2 separate regions of the Homo sapiens genome follow, and region 2 is linked to region 1. The links are chromatin contacts, found by Hi-C or POLR2A ChIA-PET in ENCODE. All regions are on one chromosome and are shown on one strand. The core of a region is the stretch at or near the end of the contact, and the rest is flanking DNA. Distances in the headings are between cores, read along the strand shown.

Evidence for each region. A loop is a pair of places that touch in the nucleus more often than their neighbours do. ChIA-PET counts read pairs that join two places held with the same protein, here RNA polymerase II (POLR2A). Pooled maps may share reads with other maps.
Region 2: a loop to region 1 is called in a map of PC-3, with 2.8 times the contacts of the local background. The contact joins two enhancer-like sites. A Hi-C loop is called at or near these places in 2 of 168 maps with a recorded cell type or tissue (Calu3 and PC-3), 7 of 37 single-sample maps with no recorded cell type and 7 of 50 pooled maps. POLR2A ChIA-PET finds 5 or more read pairs at or near these places in 1 of 52 experiments (OCI-LY7).

Annotation. Positions count from the first base shown.
Region 1 is chr6:63,303,549-63,309,323 of GRCh38, forward strand. All of the region lies in intron 1 of LGSN (lengsin, lens protein with glutamine synthetase domain), which reads right to left. Among named protein-coding and RNA genes, the nearest start is that of LGSN, 14 kb to the right of the region's middle. Within about 2 kb of position 3,148, at least 2 of the 41 ENCODE cell types and tissues checked have a DNase peak (open chromatin) inside an H3K27ac peak, as active enhancers do.
Region 2 is chr6:63,344,096-63,349,530 of GRCh38, forward strand. It overlaps a transcript of LGSN not described here. Among named protein-coding and RNA genes, the nearest start is that of LGSN, 27 kb to the left of the region's middle. RefSeq lists an enhancer at 3,036-4,235. Within about 2 kb of position 3,641, at least 3 of the 41 ENCODE cell types and tissues checked have a DNase peak (open chromatin) inside an H3K27ac peak, as active enhancers do.

The DNA.
Region 1 (5,775 bases), core at 1,898-4,397:
TGACCATTTATGAAATAGTCACTGTAAGGCCTCTAATAATAGAACCTTATGTATCTTCTGCACCTAAATTCTTATATGACTAAATGCTACAATGCAGGCTTCAATGCATTGTGCCAAAGTGTATTTTCATTAGGTAAAAGGAGCTTTTTATGATCCACTGACTGGGTACAGTCAAACCCTTCATGGTCTAAAACTTAGAGACTGGGCCTTCTGGAAACACCATCAGAGAAAGACTTCCCTTGCCACTCACACTGCAGTAAAATACTGGGACCTTGAACCTTGAGTCTGGCCCATCCAGCCTCTTGAAACCAAACACTTGTTAGAGACCTTAAGGTAAAGCTAACCAGAGAACTTTCTCCCTTGAAGCAGATGGCATCCTAGACATAGAAAGCTTTCCCAAGATCATGGAACAAGACTTCTCTTCCATCGTGAGATTCTTAACCTTTCTTAACTTTTGCCTTGCTTATGCCTCTTGGAACAACACAGTGGGAAAAGGGGCCTATGTGTGTGAAGTATATTTTTATTTGTGTTAGATTTCACAGACAACCTTATACATGAGCAACCTTATCTCTTGATGGATGCAAGATGAAGGGCCAGTGTAGGCTAGGAATTTTAATGACACCTTTGTTACTCCATAATCAGTCAGAAACAGAACATCAGTCCACTTCTTTTAACGTACATCCTAGGTTAAATAAAACATTGCCAAGAGGCCTTCACCTTTCTAGATGGGCATCATTTGTTAGTTCCCTTTTTCTATGGCTTGGAGTAAATGAGGTAATGATTAGAAATGTATCCCTTACAGTAGTCTGTACAGCAGATTTTACTGCAAAACCTGTGGCTGTGCAGCAGACTTCTTTAAATTCTCTTGCTAAAGTTGTGCTAGATAATAAAATTGCTCTAGATTACCTACAGGCTGAACAGGGAGAAATCTGTGCAGTGGCTTACACTTCTTATTGTACATGAATAAATACACTGGGTTTTGTAGAGATTCAGTTACAAGAGATTAATGAACAGGCTGCTTAATTAAAACATGTAGACTTTTCATCTGGCTTATTCTTTGATCTATTTAACTTTAGTTGATTAATAGGAACTAATAGGAACCTTGGCTAAGGAGCATACTCCAAATTCTTGGTATGCTCCTGCCAGTCACTATAGTAGTCATTATCATTATCATTCTGACAGTCACAATAGTATTCTCCCTGGTATGCTATATTCTCTCCAAAGTTTTAAATGTTTGCAGACAGCCATGTGTAGAATGTCAGATGGTATCTTTGACTGGAATGACAAAATCTCAAAGAAATGCCTGATCGTGAAGACACTATAACCTATCAATAATGTGCTAAGACAGAAAACCCAAAATAATGGTAATAGGAAGTAGCACCAAAGCCCTAAGTTTTGGTCACACTCTCATCTAGGTGAGAACCTGACCAAAAGAAGAGAATTGTTAAACAAAATTATGGAAGACCATTGTTCTGGACTGAACTCTTGCATTAGACCCCAACAGAACAGACCAAATCAAAACAAAATCACTCATGCTAATACAACATAATCACAGTGAAACTTTAAGGAAGAAGATAGATTCCAAAACAGTACAGTTTTTTTTTCTTCTGAAAACAGGAGATCCCAGCATAATAAAGAGGTCCCCTCTGCTCTAACCCTTACAAAAAATTAACCTAAAGTAAACAATCAGGTTATTTTTCTCTCATTCTGTTTCCATATTCCCACCTTACAAAATCCACTGTACTGCTATTTCCCAGTGGAATTTGAGACCAAATAAGTCCATTTACAATGGTGTGAGAGTGACGTCAATGCCTAAGGTTTCAGTCAACCTCTCAATCTTAAGAGGTTGACCCAAAGGGAGGAATTGTTTACATAAAGCTACCTCCTTACATATCTTAAGTTTGGCCTAGAACTTTATAAACAGACTATAACCTACTCCTGTACCAATTAGAATTTCAGATGCCTGCCAATCACAGGCAGCCAACTGTTCAAACCATGTTCAAATAAGGGAAACTCCCAGCTGTAACTAATTCAGCTGTTTCTGTGACTCATTATTGTCTTCTGTACATCACTTTTCTTGTTCTGTCCATAAATGTTATCCAACAATGTGGCAGCTCCAGAGTCGCTCTGAACCTATTTTGGTTCTCAGGGAGGCCCAATTCTCAAATCATTCTTTGCTCAATCAAACTCTGTTAAATTTAATTTGCCTAAAGTCTTTTAAATAATATCCAGCCAGGTGGGGTGGCTCACGCCTGTAATCCCAGAACTTTGGGAGGCTGAGGTGGGTGGATCACTTGAGGCCAGGAGTTCAAGACCAGCCTGGGCAACATGGCAAAACTCCATCTCTACAAAAAATACAAAAAATTAGCCAGATTTGATGGCTAATTTGGTGTCTGTAGTCCCAGCTACTTGGGAGGCTGAGGCATAAGAATCGCTTAAACCCAGGAGGTGGAGGTTACAGTGAGCCAAGATCGCACCACTGCACTCCAGCCTGGGCAACAGAGTGAGACTCTGTCTCAACAACAAAAAAATAAAGTCTTTAAAATAATACCTATAAAAATATTAACATTTTAAAAGCATTGCCATATCCAGACAATATTTTATATTTCATCTAATACCCACAACATACAGGGAATATTTATTATCACCTACATTTTTTCCAAAGCAGAAATAACCCACAGGGGTTAGGTAATTTGTTCAAGGTCATATCTGAGGAAGAATAGGAATTCAAATCTAAGTATTTTATTTGAGGTGCTTCCTACATCACCATAGCTTGATAATTGACTTAAATGGAATTCTGTTTTTATTATATAGTGTGATCTGTGTAACTCATAAAACTTGTTCAACTTCTTCAATTATATATTCTTTTTCAATTGTATTTTTATAACTCTTTTCTGTATAAAAGCAAAACCCATCTTAATTCACATCACCACCAGTTTAACCTTCATTAGTCCCAAGAGTGAAGTTGTAACCTACTATGGATAAGGCAAAATCAAAGACATAAAAATAAACAAAACATAAAACATGATTCACAAAGAATATTACAATCTAGTAGAGGCAATAAAGTGTTGCTGTGGCAGTTAAGGGCCTCCATGTTGTAAAGAAAGAGATATGCTCAGGTTAGCCTAGTTCAAGGAGAGCAAACTCAAATAGCAGACAGATTACAAAAAAACACAATGGGCTGGAGGGCGAACGCAGTAGTTGATAGCCCTTCCCAGGAAGGAGCCAACACAGGAGTCCAGACAATTGTTGCCATATTAAAACGTGGCCCTCGTGTTGCCAGTTTTACAAATTTTCAAAACATGCCAGAAATCTGGATTTTTATTTGAAATTTCATGATTGTTAAATACTGCCAATTGATTTAAAATGTAAGGTAAGAAGTAAAGAAATAAACTTTCTCAACTACCACACAACTAGGTCTCAAAACTACCGGAATGCTGTTCAGAATATGCAGCAGCTCTAGAGATATGAGGCACAACTGTATCAGCAGTGACCACCTGTCTTTTCCCCAACAGTGGTATCTAGTGTGGTACTAAAGGGTGATGGTAAAAATATTTAGCCATTAGTACATCTAATAAAAATAACCAACACTTATATTGTGCCTATTATGTGCTAGATCTCTTCTAAATGCTTTGTCTTAATTTATTTAGTCTGAAAAATATCCCATGTGATAAATACATTACCATCCTATTTCAGAGATGAGAAAAATTGAGTCAAAGAAAGACTAATCAACTAACCCAAGCTCACAAGTCTCATAAGTGACAAAGCTCAGATTTGAACCCAGCCAGTTGGCTCCAGAGCACCAAGTACTTGGCACACTCTTAATGAACACTGTCACCAGGATATCCTCCCAACCATTGCTGGGGTGCTAGGAAGCTGTAGCAAGGTCCTGGAGGGCCTGTAGGGCCAGGTACTAGTTCTTTAACTCTTTAATTGATGGGCTGTGGACAGGTCCAAGAGCCCCAGGGAAATACTAGGACAGGTAGAAAAGTTTGGGTAGAGTGGACCATTAAGAGGCTCTTGTTAGCCACTGTTTACCAATCAGTTTAGAAATATTTGACCATTTATCAAGTACTCAGTGGTGCAGCTCTCCCTGGTGGCACCATTATGTTGGAAAAGCAATGCCTGATGCATGGTAAGTACTAAACAGAGGTCAGCCACAAATATTGCCTGGGCACTATGCATTACTGAGGATTTCTGGTGGAAAGATAACTCATTCTAGATTACCTCACAGGCCCTGGCCAGCCTAGAGGTGACTTTCATTGGGTCAGGCACTATTCCCTTATCTAAGAAGCTCCAGATTCTAAACACAATAAAATAGGGGAACCTCTCAGAATCATGAAGGCATATCAAGCAGTCCGAGGATTCTTAGAGTGGGGCAGTGTGATCCAAATAGCCTGGCTTGGACTCTACAGTAATGCTGTTACTACACAGGCAGAGTATTTCAGTCTTCAGATAGGCTAACCTTAAACAGAAGAGGGCGCATTTCAGCTGAAGATAGGGAGTGAGGTAAACCAGGCTGGAAGAATCATGAGCGTAAGTACAGATATGCAGTTTCATTTTGATTGCATGGCATAAATATATACATTTAATTCATGCTTAATTTGGACAATCCCAAATTTCTGCTACAACAGGTTGATTTTCATTCTTTTGATATTTTCACCAGAGCAGCTTTTCACAATTCAAAAATGTTTCCACTATCGTTTCGTCAGATGGCTTTTTGTCTCATACATGGGAATGGCCATAAAAAATGTTTCCTCTTACATTCAAGTTCATTACAAGACATTTTCATAATTCATGTTTTTCTCACCATGGTGATTCTTTTGAAATGGTGTTTATATGGTTTAATATAAGTTTATCATTTTGCATTTCAACTCAGTGACTTGATCAAATTAACTAAAAAACGCTTAACCTAAAGGAATACTGCCAAGCATTAAATGTAGACCCTAATTTGACCTAATAAATTTCTTTCCAATATAATAATGAGTTATTTAGGTTCTAAATATCAATGATTTTATTGATTTAGTTTTAATTTTCTCTAACAGTTACCTTTTTAATGTCAATACAAAAAAAAAAAACTTTTTTTGACCCCTATATAATAGTTATAGTCCGAGGTGTAGGCATTAATGCATTTACCAAACATCTGATTTTGTTAATGAGAGAGGTGCATGAAAACGCAAACAAGCAAATCAAAATTTCATCAAGTTTTAACCTCTGTTAGAAATAGTGGAAAAAGGGATCGATAATTATCAAACTTAAAAGAATATGTCAAAGAGGAAAGAATGTGCCTTCAGTTACCTTTAAGTGTGTTCTTCAAAGAAAAAAGAAAGAAAATGTGCTTAAAATATTTACAGAAGTGTTATTTCAAAGACTACATCACAAACTTGTATTAATTACTTTAAAAATATCCGTACCTATTAACCTTGTATTCCTACTCCTAGCAACTTGGTTTAAGAAAATAATCCAAGATACGTCATGTATGTTCAGTGCCACCTTCATTATAATAGTAAAAATGTGAAAGTAGCATACGAGAAAGTAGAAAGAGTTAAATACACGTGGCAATTCTTTTCAAGTGATTTACCATTTAAAAATAAGCGCTTCTGGCCGGGCGCGGTGGCTCACGTCTGTAATCCCAGCACTTTGGAGGCCGAGGCAGGTAGATCACCTGAGGTCAGGAGTTTGAGACCAGCCTGGCCAACATGGTGAAACCCCGCCTCTAGTAAAAATACAAAAATTAGCCGGGTGTGGTAGCGGGTGCCTGTAATCCCAGCTACT
Region 2 (5,435 bases), core at 2,391-4,890, 41 kb after region 1:
TGGTTTTGGCCTTGTAAGACCCTAAAAGAAGAAAACTCACCCTGACTTCCAAGTTATAGAACTATGAGATAATAAATAGGTGTTGTCCCTAAATTAGTGGTAAACTTGTTACACAGTAGTAGAAAATGAATACAGTGATAAAGGGCTAGAAATAAGCATGGCTTGGACTTCTCAGTAACGAAGCTGTAGTTTAGAAGAAAATGTAAGTTGCTTTTGAAATTCTGAGGAAAAGCAATTTCAAATCCAAAACTATCTATCCAGTCAAACTATCAAACAAATGTGAGGATATACCAAGATATTCTGAAGACACAGTATTGTCATTATGAAGCCTTTCTGAGGAGGTTACTAGAAGATGTGCTCCTCTACAAAGAAAGTAAACTAAAAAAGAAGAAATCATGCAGTTCAAGAAACAACAGATCCTACTTATAGAAGAAGTGAAAAGAGTTCCCATGATGATGGCTGTATACAAGGCCCACAGAGAAATCATTCTAGAGGAAAGCAGTTCTGAAGGCCTGGGAGAGATTCTTCAGAATGGTGGACATTGTAAGAATGCCTGGTGGGTCTGAATGTATGAAGAGGAGATTTAGACAACTGGCTGAGAGTTTAGGGCCAAATTGATTATTAGTATATAGAAAGACAAGTAAATAGAAAAGAAAAAGAAAAAAAAACCTGTTATTAGCCCAAAGGAAAACAAAAAGTTGTAGTACAGAAAAAAATACTCATAGAATGATATTTGGCAAAGGAATAAATAGCATTTATAGTTAAGATACTATAAGCACACATAATACTGTAAACTTACAATGTGATAATGTGATTATGTTAGAAATGCATACCACTATCAGTATTTTGGTTTAAAGTCTTATGTGTTCATCAAAATCTACCATTGTCCTCTATAGCATTGGCTCACAGGAAACCCAATCATTGTTTATAACTTAATTTCTAAAGGAAAATAATTCTATGACCTAAATAAGAGATTTACAATTGCACTTTTGGAGCTGACACCATTATCCCACAAAAAAAAATAAATATTCCTTTAAAAAATTATTAGCAATATTATTATGCTAATGCTAAAAACATTAGCAATAGAAGGATGAAACCTAGACTCAGAAATATATGTTTTGGGTTGGGTAATTCTTTGTTTCCTCTTTAACAGATTTTAGTAAGGTGGTTTCTTTTTTATTTCTTCTCTTTTACTTTTCTGTAAATTTAAAATTTTAAATGCGTATTCAATAACCTCACATCTGTGTCAGCTAAGATTGGGTTCATTTGGGAATAACAGAAAATCTAAAATAATAGTAGCTTAAACTAACTAGAATTTTATTTTCCGCCAAAAATAAAATTTAAAGACAGGCAATTCAAGATTTGTAGTGTATTCCAAAGACACAGTATCTTCATGATGAGACCTGTCTTGGGAGGTCACTAGAAGTGTCAGAGATCCCTTTTCTTTATGTCTTATTACTCCACCAATCACAACCATTGCATTTTCCATATGAGCCAAGATAACGATAGGTAGCAGATATCATGTTCTCATTTCAGGCAGCAGGAAAGCCCTGTTAGGTGGTCATGCCCCTCACTTTAAGATTACAACCTTCTGCTTACATCCCACTGGTCTAGAATTAATCACATGGCGACCTTACTCCAAGAAAGATTAGGAAGTATTGTCTACTGTGGGCAGCCATTTGTTCAGCTAGAAATCATGGGTTCCATAACCACAGAAGCAGCAAAGAATGGGCCAACCAACACTCTTTGGTCCAATATCTTTTACTTAAAAATTTTCTCCCACTTACTGAAAGACCATCCTTTTCATAAACTAAATTTTCAAAACTAAATGGTCTGTTTCTGGATTCTATATTCCATTCTGTTGATGCATTTGTTGAATTTACACTAATTCTGCATTGTTTTATTTACCAAAAATTTAAAGTATACTTTTGTGATATTGTGACATCGGAAATATCTATTTGGTCTCTGTCCCCGGTTCCTGGCACATAACTCCTAAAACTCTTCTAATTTCCTGAGCAATAGGGGTGCTAGGTGAATATTTCGTTCTAATAAGGTCTTTGACACAGAGCTCCCAATCCCTTGAAATTTCCTGGGTGATAGGAGTGTCTCTTGTTTTAATGAGGCAACTCTTGGTGGGCGTCTGCATGGAGGTTGGTAACCAGAAAGACTAAGTCATGATTTAAAGCCTGGAACTTTTGAGCCCACCCCACCATCGTCCTGAAAGAGGAGAAAAGCTGGACATTGAGTTAATAATTGATCATATCTTCTTGAAAAAGCTTCCGTAAAAATCCCTGAACAATGGGTTTGGAGAGCAACTGGACTGCGGAACACATGGAGATGCTGAGCCCTGGAGAGGACGTGGAAACTCTGTACCCCTTCCCCCATATCTTGCCTAATGCATCTGGCTGTTCATCTGTATCTTTTATAATATCCTTTATAATAAACTGGCAAAAAAAAGTAAAGTGCTTTCCTGAGTTCTGTGAGCCACTCTAGTAAATGATTAAATGATTTAACCTAAGGAGGGAGTCATGTGAATCCCAATTCATAGCCAGCCGGTCAGAAGTTCCCAGATTGCAGTTGGCCTCTGAAGTGGGGGCAATCCTGTGAGACTGAGCCCTTAACCTATAGGATGTGACTCTAACTCTAGGTAGATATTACCAGAACTGAATTGAATTATAGGCCTGGAACTTTCGAGCTCACCCCACCATCCTTTTGAAAGAGGAGAGAAGCTGGAGATTGAGTTAATGCTCGGTCATGCCTTCTTGAAAAAGCCTCCATAAAAATCCCTAAACAATGAATTGGGAGACCTATGGACTGCTGAACACATGGAGAAGCTGAGAGGGGTAGCATCTCCTGGCGAAGTATGAAAGTTCCAGTCTTCAAATCATGGCTTAGTCTTTCTGGTTACCAGCCTCCATTCAGATGCCCACCAAAAGTTGCCTCATTAGAACAAGAGGCACTCCTATCATCCAGGAAATTTCAAGGGATTGGAAGCTCTGTGCCACCAGAGACACCCAGTTGATGTTTGCTGGAGAATTAGTATGTGGGGAAAAATAAATCCTACCCATCTGGTGTCAGAAGTGAGGAACTGAGAATGAGTGGTGAGTAGGAGAGGGAAAAACAATTCATGGGGCAAATCTTACTTCATTATTTCTTTTCAAAATTTCTTAGTTTTATGTATTTTTCCTTACTGATTAATTTTAAAACCAGTCTTTTTTAAAACAAAAAAAAGAACTCCAAAGTACTTTGAATTTGCATTAACTAAATATTTGGGGGAAATTGACATTTTTACAATTTGGAGGGTTATAATAATATGGTTTACTATTGATTTAGGTCTTCTTTGTGCTCTTCAGTTAAGTTATAAGGTCTAATTTACTGTTCAGACATATAATTTCAAGGTCTATGACTTTCCTGCTTCAGTGTCTTTTCTAATCCATCATTATTCCATCAGTTCATTCACTCATTCATTCTTTCATTCATTCATTTGTTTTCCAAGATGGCTTTTTCCAGTATGCTTAAAAGGCTAGAGAGGTCTCTAAGATAAGGAACTGCTTATCTTACAGTGACACATTTCATGAAATAAGATAACTGATGCCAAAGTCTTTTGAAAATTTGGAAAATTACCACGTAAATATCTGTTCCATTCTTATACTCAATTAGTCACTAAGTGAAAACATGTAAGCTGAATCTCACAATGACTAATGTTTCTGCAGCCTGCTTAAATAAGCGGTAACTTATTTAAAAATCCAAAATGCTTGCTAAGTCATATATGACTCATACAGCAGAGTCCATTAGTCAGGAATGACTTGTAGGGAAATATTCCTAATATTAGAAAAAGGTTAATTGTGTGAATAAGAAAATAAGATATAAGATCAAGTCTGCTTCTAGCTCTTGAAAATTTTCTTAAAATTGGAGGAGAAACTCCTTTCTCCAAGTAAGAAAAAAACAAATAAAACCACTGATTTATAACAAAAGAAAGCATAAATAAGCTAGTCATTCAATATTAGCCAAGAGCTGAAGAATATAGTCTAACGTAAATACAGCAGCTCAGGAGACAATGACCTTGAAAACTAGCAGCCACAAAAGAAAGAACAGACTAATATAAAAGTATGGACTGGGAGGCAGAAATGGGCAGATCACCTGAGGTCAGGAGTTCGAGACCAGCCTGGTCAACATGGCAAAACCCCGTCTTTACTAAAAACACAAAAATTAGCTGGGAGCTGTGGCGCATGCCTGTAATCCCAGCTACTCGGGAGGCTGAGGAAGGAGAATTGCTTGAATCCAGGAGGCGGAGGTTTCAGTGAGCCGAGATCACACCACTGCACTCCAGCCTGGGCGACAGAGTTAGACTCTGTCTCAAAAGAAAAAAAAAAATATATGGAAATGTAATTAAGCATTCACAATGCAGGTCTACGAGCTCTTGGTGCGCATGGCATTCTAGTTTCTATTTTGATTTTTTAGTTAACGGCTCAACAAATATTTTGGAACATATCATCTCTACAAGGCACTAGTAGATGTTGAAGAGAGACAACATCTTATTGCACATCTGGCCTACAGTAATCTGTGTTTGGTAGGAGTCATGGAGCATTATTTAGTATCTTAACCCAAAGTAGGATACTAACTACACTAGAAATGAAGATTTTTACTTTTTTTTTTTTTTTTTTTGCTTTTTTAAAATAGAGGTGGGGTCTTGCTGTGTTGCCCGGGCTGGTCTCGAAATCTTGGCCTGAAGCAATCCTCCTGCCTCGCCTTCCTAAAGCACTGAGATTACAGGCATGAGCCACCACACCTGGCCAGAAGTATAGATTTTTAAAACTACGTAGTAAAGGCTTTCAAAGGGGAACAAGTTAATGCAAAGTTCTTTGGAAGAGTTAGCATTGGAATGCAGCCTTCAAGCAATCGAGAATTGTTCCTGTAAAGTTGAAGATAAGGAAAAGGGGGCAGAAGTCAAAGCACTGAGCTTACTGTGCACAGAAAAACAAGGTGAATACTCAATTTAATGATGCATGAAGAAAGGAAGAGAAACAGGAGTCCTTTAGACCTTGATTTTCAAAGAGCTTCTTACATGCCATAGGCTGCCCTCAAACTTTTGGTTGTTTTGTTGTTATTGACTTAAGTAAGATAATAAACTTAATCAGAACTGTGCTTTGGAATGATTCATTAAGAAGCCACTCTGTAATGTAAATTGTGAGAGTATTAAGGCAGAGACTGGAGACTGGGGGCTAAATTAGGAAATATTTGTAGCTGATGAGAAACATGGTTGGTAGAATTCTAAAAAGGCCCCTAAATTCCCAACCCTTGGTGCAAAAACACCTTCTCCTAGGTATTCAATCAAACATTAATCTAGGTGTTGCTGTGAAAAGATTTGTGATGTGGCTATGGCCTCAAATCAGTTAAGGTTGAGAAACATTCTAAGAAAGTCTGACCTAATCACA